Regions from separate parts of the Homo sapiens genome. Here region 2 is linked to region 1. Evidence: chromatin contacts called from ENCODE Hi-C data. All regions are on one chromosome and are shown on one strand. The core of a region is the stretch at or near the end of the contact, and the rest is flanking DNA. Distances in the headings are between cores, read along the strand shown. Region 1 overlaps LOC105374971 (a long non-coding RNA gene). Region 2 overlaps CASC15 (cancer susceptibility 15).

What was found. A loop is a pair of places that touch in the nucleus more often than their neighbours do.
Region 2: a map of heart right ventricle shows a loop between it and region 1 (3-fold over the local background). The contact joins two enhancer-like sites. A Hi-C loop is called at or near these places in 2 of 168 maps with a recorded cell type or tissue (endothelial cell of umbilical vein and heart right ventricle).

The regions. Positions count from the first base shown.
Region 1 is chr6:22,444,423-22,449,064 of GRCh38, forward strand. All of the region lies in intron 4 of LOC105374971 (a long non-coding RNA gene), which reads left to right. Among named protein-coding and RNA genes, the nearest start is that of HDGFL1, 120 kb to the right of the region's middle. Within about 2 kb of position 2,995, at least 6 of the 41 ENCODE cell types and tissues checked have a DNase peak (open chromatin) inside an H3K27ac peak, as active enhancers do; they include endothelial cell of umbilical vein and heart right ventricle, where a contact is called at or near this core.
Region 2 is chr6:22,023,666-22,028,488 of GRCh38, forward strand. All of the region lies in intron 7 of CASC15 (cancer susceptibility 15), which reads left to right. Among named protein-coding and RNA genes, the nearest start is that of NBAT1, 120 kb to the right of the region's middle. RefSeq lists enhancers at 2,276-2,445, 3,461-4,172. Within about 2 kb of position 2,191, at least 12 of the 41 ENCODE cell types and tissues checked have a DNase peak (open chromatin) inside an H3K27ac peak, as active enhancers do; they include endothelial cell of umbilical vein and heart right ventricle, where a contact is called at or near this core.

The sequences.
Region 1 (4,642 bases), core at 1,745-4,244:
TATAAAGAAGGTTTCTCATAGTCCTACTCTTTTAGAAAGGTATCTGCCTTCTTAAGCATGGAAACATGACTGCAGTGCCAAGTTTGACAGCTGATTCTGTATAACCACTTAATTCCACATCCTTGGAAGGAAGTGACTCTAAAAACAAACAAATGGACACGCTCTGAGTTATACAAGTAAGCGTGGCATACATAACCAGCAAAATCACCATTGTTTGAGTATTACTTACATCTTTAACTAGTTTATATTAAAGACAGTTGTGAGTTTATTAAGAGAACATTAGGTTTAATTGGGATTTTTTTTTCTAGCTACTCACATGGCCTTCTCTCTGCCATGAGTCCTAGAAGATGGGAAAACTGCCTAAGCAGTAAAGCCCTCCAGCTCTCAGGGAAAAGGTAGCAGAAGGAGAATATAGGGGAAGGAGGCCATGGGATATGTGAGAGTTCCTGGCTGACTTTGAGGGTTGCTTTATTTTAACACAGCCCATGCTATGTAGGTCATGGCAATTGAATATATAAAGGTGGCCTGCTTCTCCGAGGAGTGATTCCCTTTATCCCGCACACCATCTCTGTGGGATATACATCAATTTACAGTGTCTTTAGTAGTTAGTCAAAGATTCATCTTCATCTTTCGGTAATGTTGAAGCGATTGTTTCATAGACTATGCCTATGAGAGAACAGCATACAACATTTAAGATGATTCCTTCAAAGAAATTTTACTGGCTTGAGAAAAGTTTTATTATATCCATGAACAAGGCCAATTAATGGTATTATCATGATTATATTGCATTTGCATTTATTTATTTGTCCTATGAGAAAGATCAGAGACATGTATACCAGAGTGGTTTTCTCTGTGTGGCAGGTTTATCACTGTTTCATTAATCTTTTGTGTAACGTTTTGAATTTTCCAATTTGGGAAAGTAAATATATAAGAATATATTATTAGAAAAATCAAAATATTAATTAAAATATTCTGGTTTAAGGTACACTTTGAGGACAAGGAATGTGTCTTATTTATTTCTAAATTCCTAACACTTCAGTACTCGGTGCTTGGGAGGTGGTAGGGGAAAAAATGTCAAAAAACCACATTTGATGAATGAGTGACTGAAGTCGGATTCAGCAGGTTGAATAGGGCCTCAGTTGATGAGACAGAACACCAGTGTTATCTTAAGGTGCAGTTATTAAAAAGCAGGAAATATTTTTTAATAGTTACTGTCATTCTTATTCTAAAATAAATAGCTACCTAGGAAACACTTTCATCAGACAGTTGATAACCATTGGATTGTCTCTTGCTCTTTTTAAAAAATTTGTATGACAAGCATAATTATTTCTGAATCCAGCATTTTCCTGTCATACTCTAATAAGTATACAATATAAGAGGGACTGTGAATAACCCAAAGAGAACCAAGGAAGCATTTATTCCTATTTTGATGAAAATTTCATTCCTTTCCTACAAGAAGTGTTCCTTGATTACTGCAATGACTTTTCTACTTAACTGTCTTCACTACCTATTGTCATTCAGCCAAACAATATGCCAAAATCATACTTTGTTTTCCATCTGTTCACTTTGGTGTGGTTCCCCCAGGCAGGAGTCATGGCATAGAACTTTATTTTTCTATCATAAAGTGGAAGCTCGTCTGTGGACTAACATGCATGCAGTGGCTTTGCTATGCATAGAGCATTCATGTGAGCGTTTTGCATGTGTTGGCTCATACCATTCTCTCAACAGCCACAGGAAGCATGTGATTCTTCTTCCTGTTTTCCAGATGAGAAAGCTGGACAGAGAGGTTAAGGATCTTGCCAAGGTCACATAGCTCATAAAGAGTAGAGCTACCTGGGTGAGGTGGCACAGCTACTTGGGAGGCTGAGGTGGGAGGACTGCTTGAGCCCAAGAGGTTGAGGCTGCAGTGAACTGTGATCATGCCACTGCACTCCAGCCTGGCTGACAGAGCAAGATCCTGTCTCAAATATATATGTGTTATATATACATATATATAAAACATACATAACATATATAACCTTGCCTGATGATATATATAGATATATATATCTATATATAGTAGATATATATCTATATATATATAGTAGAGCTTTGCCTCAAAGTCCCTTCTCTTAATCACAAGTTTATATAGCCTCTTTAATATTAGAAAGTGCTTAGCAATGTGTGCCAGTTGCTTAGAAAGAAGGCCCAGGTAACTCTGTGATTCCAAAATCATCTTAGACTATAAATGGAGAAAAGTCATAGTATTTCTGATATGTTTGATAGGAAACTTTGAAAGATTAGTTTTAGTTTAAATGAGAAATAACAAGCAAATGACAAGTTAGTTATTGTTTGAATTACTCAGGGGAATATGAGAAGCTGTACCTTTGGGATGAGTGTGTTTATGAGTATACATTACACCACCTGCTTGTGCTAGTGGGAGGAGTAAACATTTCTGCCCGCTTTTCTTAATTCTACATTTTGTTTTGGTTTTTATTTTGCAATTCTAGCAGATTTTAATGGATTAAATTAAAAAGCAACAGAAACAGTAAAGACGACCCTTATCTGTTTAAATCAGAAGGTAAGTTAGTGGGATATGAAGGCTTTAAAACAATACATGGAGTACAGAGAGTCTTGCCCAGCCTCTGCAGTTCCTGAGAACAGAGCAGTCAGTCTTTTAGGAAGTAGGCCCCCGTGGAGTTGAAAAATACTCTGAGGACCAGAATGTGACCTGGGAGGGTGGGCTTCAGTTCTTTCTTTCAGTTTTGTCCAACTCATATGTGCTCTCTGGGCCTAATCATTCTCCCTCTCTCAGCCTGAGTTGTCTTATCTGTCATTTGGGGAATTAATAGCAGGCTTTTCCTTGGAAAGCATTTTGAGCCCTTTCCCTGAAAGGTTTTAATGTCCCTGTTGTTATTAATATGACCGTATCACCGTTACAGGCCAGCCCTGACTTGGAATGGAAAAAGTGAGCCGACCTTGTCTGATGTGATTGTCGCCCTATGAGCCAGTCAGCTTGCTTTTATATGTGACCCTGATGGCCTCCTGCTACTCGACGGAGCTCAGCCTTTTGACAGCTGGCCCAGCTGGCCTAGTTCAGAGCAAAAGTGGGCCCTGCGGACACAACACGTTGAGGGCTTTTTGAATGATCCAGCTGGGGTGGGTCTAGGTTCTTTTTGTGCCAAATGGAAAATGAAGTCTGCGTCCATCCTAGGGAAGCACAGTGTGGGAGAGCATTGCACTCTGTTCTTCCCTTTTCCCTGAAATTCATATTTAGTCTGAGCTGCTGCGTTTATATCCTTTCTTACCTACCACTAACCACGAACATTTCCAAAGCCCGTGTACTTTGCCTGTTGGCTTTGAACCTTTCAGCTATGATGGAAACTTTATATTTTTATGTCTGCTTGGCTGAAACTGACTCCTCTGAGAGAGAAGACAGTAATTGCCTTTTGGGTGATTTCACCTCCACTAACTCTTTTCACATTCTTGGAGGGTTTTTGATAGAACCTGAAGAAACAAAGCCTGCATCCTGGGCTGCTTCAACATAAGAAGAACAGACTTCAATGGCAACAGCCTGTTTATAATCTCTTGGGCCCATTTCTGTTTTCATTGTCCTGTAGATTGAAGTGGATGTAGTGCAGAAAACAATAGCAGGATAATACTGTAATCCTCTTGGTTCTCACACGTGTTGCTCACTAGCATGCATTCCCGGGTGCATGTAAGAATCTTCCATCCTTATACCCACGGGTAAACAAAGGATCCCACGGGCTGTTGCCTATCCCTAGGGAATTAAAAACAAATGTATATACTATAATATTCCTGAAGATTAAGTTATTTGAAAGGCATTTTATTTTATAATCATGCAAATACATCTGTTCTTGTTTTTCAGGCTGGTAACCAGATCTCAAAGGGCCAGTAAATAATCCCTCTTTTCCTTTCTTCCTGGCTACTCTACCGGCTCTCCCATACCCTTTGCTCTTTGATGCATAAGATGAGATGGGCGGGTAATCAGGCACTGAAAATCCACAGTTGGCGGGGGTCATTTTTCATTTATTATTTCTTCTGGTGCCTTGACTTTGCCTGACTTTCCATGGTTAAGGAAAGGGGAGGGGAAGAGGTTGATGAGAAGGTCAGTCTATTGTGTTGCTTCTCAGTCTCGCGTATCTGCGCTTCCTAAGTCTGTTTACACTCTGAATCACTTGACATGCTGCACATTCTTCTATAAAATCTGGCTTTGAGCAGCAGTCTTCAAGCACTGGGGAGGCCCACTGAGTAAGATCTGAACAGCTGAAAGAACTGGGGGACACTTTTTTAAATGACCCGAAGCCTAGGAGAAGATAGCTTCCTCAATTAGTGGTAATCACTTGGAATGAATGATTCTGTAGTTTTTCTTTGACATAGACTAAGATATATAGTATGCATAATATTTGGAAGTGTTGTTTCTTTATAGTAATAAAGTTCACATAGGGTAAGTCCATTTCTGGTTTACTGAAAGGAAATGGCCATTATAAATGCTAAGCACTGCCTTTATTTGAATAAATATTACAAATGGTAGAATTAAATATTATAATAGACCTCTGGAGATGATCTGATTTATTGTTGGAACGCCAGTAAAATTACATTGAAGGGGTTTGAAAAGAAAGGGCCTTTATTTAAGACCACC
Region 2 (4,823 bases), core at 941-3,440, 420 kb before region 1:
GTGTTGCCCAGGCTGGTCTCAAACTGGGCTCAAGTGGTCCTCCCATCTCAGCTTCCCAAAGTGCTAGGATTACAGGCGTGAGCCACTCTACTTGGCCCAATTTACTTTAATATGAGATTTTTCTAAACCTTAAAGGCTACCAGTGTAATGTTGTCACTTGATTGTCTTCTTGTAGATCCAGACTTTTAAGCAGGAATTAGGAATGTTATCTGTGAAGATTGCTTCTTTTCACTTACTGGTGCTCTACTGAAACAATACTATTTTCCTCCCTTTTCCTGGGTGTTTTGTCTGAGTACATGTGAATGTCAGAGTTATTTTCCCTGCCTTGTCACTGGAATCTGCAGCCAGCCTCCCTGATTGTGAATGCATCCATGCTGTACAGCTGGCGTCTGTTTCCTATTTCTATAGCCGTGAGTCTCTCAGGGCTTTTGTAGAGAGTACGGGTGTTTTATTACATTGCATGTCTTATATGTATGAGAAACTTAAAGGGCTTTGAGGATTTTCTTTTTCGGTATCTAATCTTCTAACAGCTCTCTGAGGTAGGTAGCAGGAAGTGTTATCTCCATTTTGCAGACGTTATAACAGAGGCATAGCACAACTTGATGTAGGCCCCACAGCAAATCAAGGGCTGAGTGGAAAAGGTCTCCCTAGTCTTTCAACCTCCACTTCAATGCACTAGTTGCCAGACAAGTTAATTTTAATTTTTAAAACCTCCATCCATTTTGGTTTTGCATGAAATGTTATTGTCAGCATTCAGGTGGTAGCAGTGCTCCAGTTCTAGTACTACCTTTCCCATCTTCTGCATCCTTCTAGAATCCCTTCTTGCTTGTCACGGTCACACACACTCATAAGTGTGTCTCTCTTTTTATGTGTGTATGTATATATGTAAATAAAGAAAATAAAAATATATACTCTTTCTTTAAAAAGAGTTTCTGTACAACATTAGGTTCTGCAGAGGGGTTGTTTGGTCTGGGGACTATATGCAAATATGAGATTTCTGTATTAGCAGCATATCTGATACTTTCCAACTAGTTTTTTTTTTTTCTTGTCAATCAAACATACTATGTAGATATTAGCTGTAGGCAAGGAAAGATTTAAAAATATAACCGACATGGGCAATATAGTGAGACTCTGTCTCTACAAAAAAAATTAAAAAAATTAGCAGGGTGTGGTGGCACATGCCTGTGGTCTCAGCTACTTGGGAGGCTGATGTGGGAGGATTGCTTAAGCCTGGGAGTTGGAGGCTGCAGTGAGCTGTGATCTCACCACTGCACTCCAGCCTGGGCAACAGAACAAGACCCTGTCTCAAAATAAATTAAAAACATATATATATAACCTATGACAATGGGAAACATAAGAAGTACTATAAAACTGGATATCAGATACTATTAATAAGTGAAATAAATGTTTTTACTCAGGTAATTCCTCTATGTGACTTATGGTATCCTCAAAGTGAGCTCATACTGTAACTTTCACATAACTTTCCGTCAAATGTGAAGATTTTTTTCTTCTCTCAGGGGACAGTTAATGCCTTTTGGTAAATGTAAAACTGTACTGCGAATGTCAGTTCCTGATCAGATTTGCCTGAGTCTCTAAAGGGAACATGACAAGGGGCTTTGTGCCTGCTGTGTAGGGTGTGTGGTAAGGCGTCTTTCTTCCTTGTGGCTGAATTTGGAATGCCCCGCTCTTTCAGTAAGTGCCATTAATTACACTATTGCTCCTAGAGCACTGAACTGCTCAGCAGGGAATTTCTCCCCACTTTCTGGAGTCTCTGGGGCAGTTTCCATTCATTGCTGTGGGTGGTGGTGAGGCACAGGCTCTGCACCAGCCGCCTGGCTGGAATCCGCCTGGAGACCTCTTTGTGATTTCCCTGAGCTGGGAGAGGGGATTTGGAGCACCTGGTGGGGGGATGCAGCTTGCCACCCTCGTCTTCGTCAGCCTCTCCCCTCCACCCCCTGCACTTGGGAGCACCACCCGGCAGCAGTGTTTTTGTGCCTTGAAACCTTTTGGAGCCGCTGGAATGGAGGCCACCCAGAGCTTCTGTGAGCAGCTGTAGCTGCAGATCTCCTATTGGCCAGAGCAGAGAATGTTCTTACTTATCTCCATTGAGCATGGGTGGCCGTGATCCCTCAGGATAATGCAATTTCTCACTGTCTGGAGGTGGAAGCTATTGTCCTGCTCTCCAGCTTGTTGTTTGAAGTCTTTTTGTAAGGCTTCCGGCTTCTGCTGACTCACAGACACACACAGAAAAACTCCCTTACTGGCTTGCTCCCTCCCAAGGCTTTTGAAATGGCTAAGGAGATAACAAACCTCCCCCCTGCAAGGGGGTAATAGCTTAAATAGTAAGTAGAAAGAACTGTTTTGTACATGTCCACAAAGTCTGAGAAACTTCATCTTCCTCTTTCACTGCTCACTCCGTTTCCTTCCTTGTCCCTTACTCCCCTCTTCAAAAGTTTTGGGCTGAGCCACAGGCCTAAATGTGGTTTGCATATGATTTTTACAGAGGCACAATTCACATCTGGGGACTTTTTCAGATTAACAAGTTGAAGGATGCCATCTTTGTTTCCCCTATGGAAAATTGCCATTTCTAATGAACATTTTATGAAGAAGCCTTCTTCACTTACCTCTCCCACTTGTGATAAACTGTAATTAAAATGTATGAAGAACTTGATTCATGGTGTATGCACCTGGGCTCTTTGTGGAGTCTCTCTTAGCAATATGCCGTGAGAACAGACTGGCAGTTGATGGATTTCTAAAGCAGAAAATCAAGCTTATTCACAATAGAAGCTTATAGTTTTAAAAACCACATGGATAAGAGGACTGTAGTTTTGCAAGATTTGGCAATCATCGATGAACCCAGTAGCCACAGTGACCGAGACTGAAAATGTAGAAGGCTAGCTTTCCTTCTTAATTACTTTTAAACTACGTTAGCAAATTCTCAGGGTCAGTGTGATAGTGATAGTTTCAATGCTTGATTATAGTGATTTTTTTTCGCATAATAATTTTCTTATGTTCCCGTAGCGTAACATAGGTCTTTTTATTAATTAAGGAGAAAGAGAAAGATTGTGTAGAAAGCATTCTTATGTGGTAGCATGTGTGAACTTCTTATAATTAGCAACATGTCCTCATTGCGTACTTAGAAAAATCCAGTGATATAAATCCTCTATTTTGTGCAGTCACTATTTACCCAACTAAATCATTTAACTGATAACATTCACACCTTTCTCCATGATATTTTAGAATAATATCAATGTACAAAAATAATCTCTGTCCTTTCATTGTCATCAGTTTATGAAAATACTGCCAAAGAGTTGGAAAACAAAGTTTTCTCATGTTTTACAACACAGCTCCCCTGGGCCACTGGGCCTAATTTGTTCTTACTAATTTTCAAAAGAGACTCCATCCTTTAGCTCCCCAGAAATATACAGGCTGTCCTAAAGAAGCCGCAGCCTGATACAGAAACTCTGCCAACTTCTAGGAAATGGAAGGTTCTGGAAAGTAGATCATTTTTCCCTCTGGTAGGAACAATATAAGTTTTAGACGTGGGTGGGGGGGTGTTGTGTTTGTGTTAGACATATATGTATACAGCTGCTAGTGCAAAAATCACAAACCTTTCAGTTTCCCTAAGGCTTGTCTGCAGCCCTTGTGCCTTGAATGCAGATTGTAATAAATAGAGGCAGTCTCTGGCTGGAAATGCCGGACATCTCTGTTTGAGTTAGAGCTCTTGTTCCAGGCGTCAGGGGATTAAGACAGAGGGTTGTTTTCTAGCTTGCCCTAGAGCCCCTGGGCCTTTGCGGATTGGCGTAGTTGCCTTTCTGTGTGTGCAGAATCTTGCCTCCAGCCTCCCACAGTGTGGGGAGAGAGAATAGGGAGAAGTGAGGGAAGGGAGGTAAATTATTCAACTTCTGCAAAATGTCAGGCACTGTGCTGGGTACTGTACATATATTTCACTGAAAAGTAAGTCTTTTATAAATATGGCAATGTAGAGCTTCAGAGATGGGATTTTGGAGCCAGACCGCCGAAATCAATGATTTTGCCAGGATTCAAATGATAACTTGGCCACTTTCGAGGTATAGGACTACTTGGTGCCTCAGTTTCTCCATTTGTAAAGTGGGGATAATATCAGAACTAACCTCAATTGTTTGTTGTTGGGATTAAATTGTAAAGTACTTAGAAGCGTGCCTGGCATGCAGTGATAGATAAGTGTTACATGAAAGGAATGGAAAACAGAAGTTAATCCACTTGCCCAGTTCAACTAGCAAGTAGCTGGGGCAGGATTTGAATCTGGGTCTGTTGGCTTAAAAGAGATGATTTTTGCCTGGGGAACATGGTGAAACCTCATCTCTACAAAAAATACAAACATTATCCAGGCATAGTGATGCCCCCCTGTAGTTCCAGCAACTTGGGAGGCTGAGGTGGGAGGATGGCTTGAGGCTGGGAGGTGGAGCTTGCAGTGAGCTGTGATTGTGCCACTGCACTCTAGCCTGGGGTAACAGAGTGAGAACCTGTCTCAAAAAATAAAAATAGAGATACGATATTTTTACCTTACCATAGCACCATACTTTCTTTTCTTCCTAGCTACATTTGAGGTGGTACCTTGGAGTCAATTCTCTCCATTCCTCCCCACCTTACCTGATCAGGGGTGGTTGCTGTATCAGTCTAGTTTTCCCTTTTCCTTGCTCTTGTAGAGACATCGTAGGGCCAGGACTCAGAGCTTAAACATTTAACATCTTCTGTGCAGGCAGGTGATAATAGCTTCTTTCCCCCAAACCACTGTGGGGTTGAACTAACCATTTTAGTTGCATGGTCAATTTTTTGGGCTG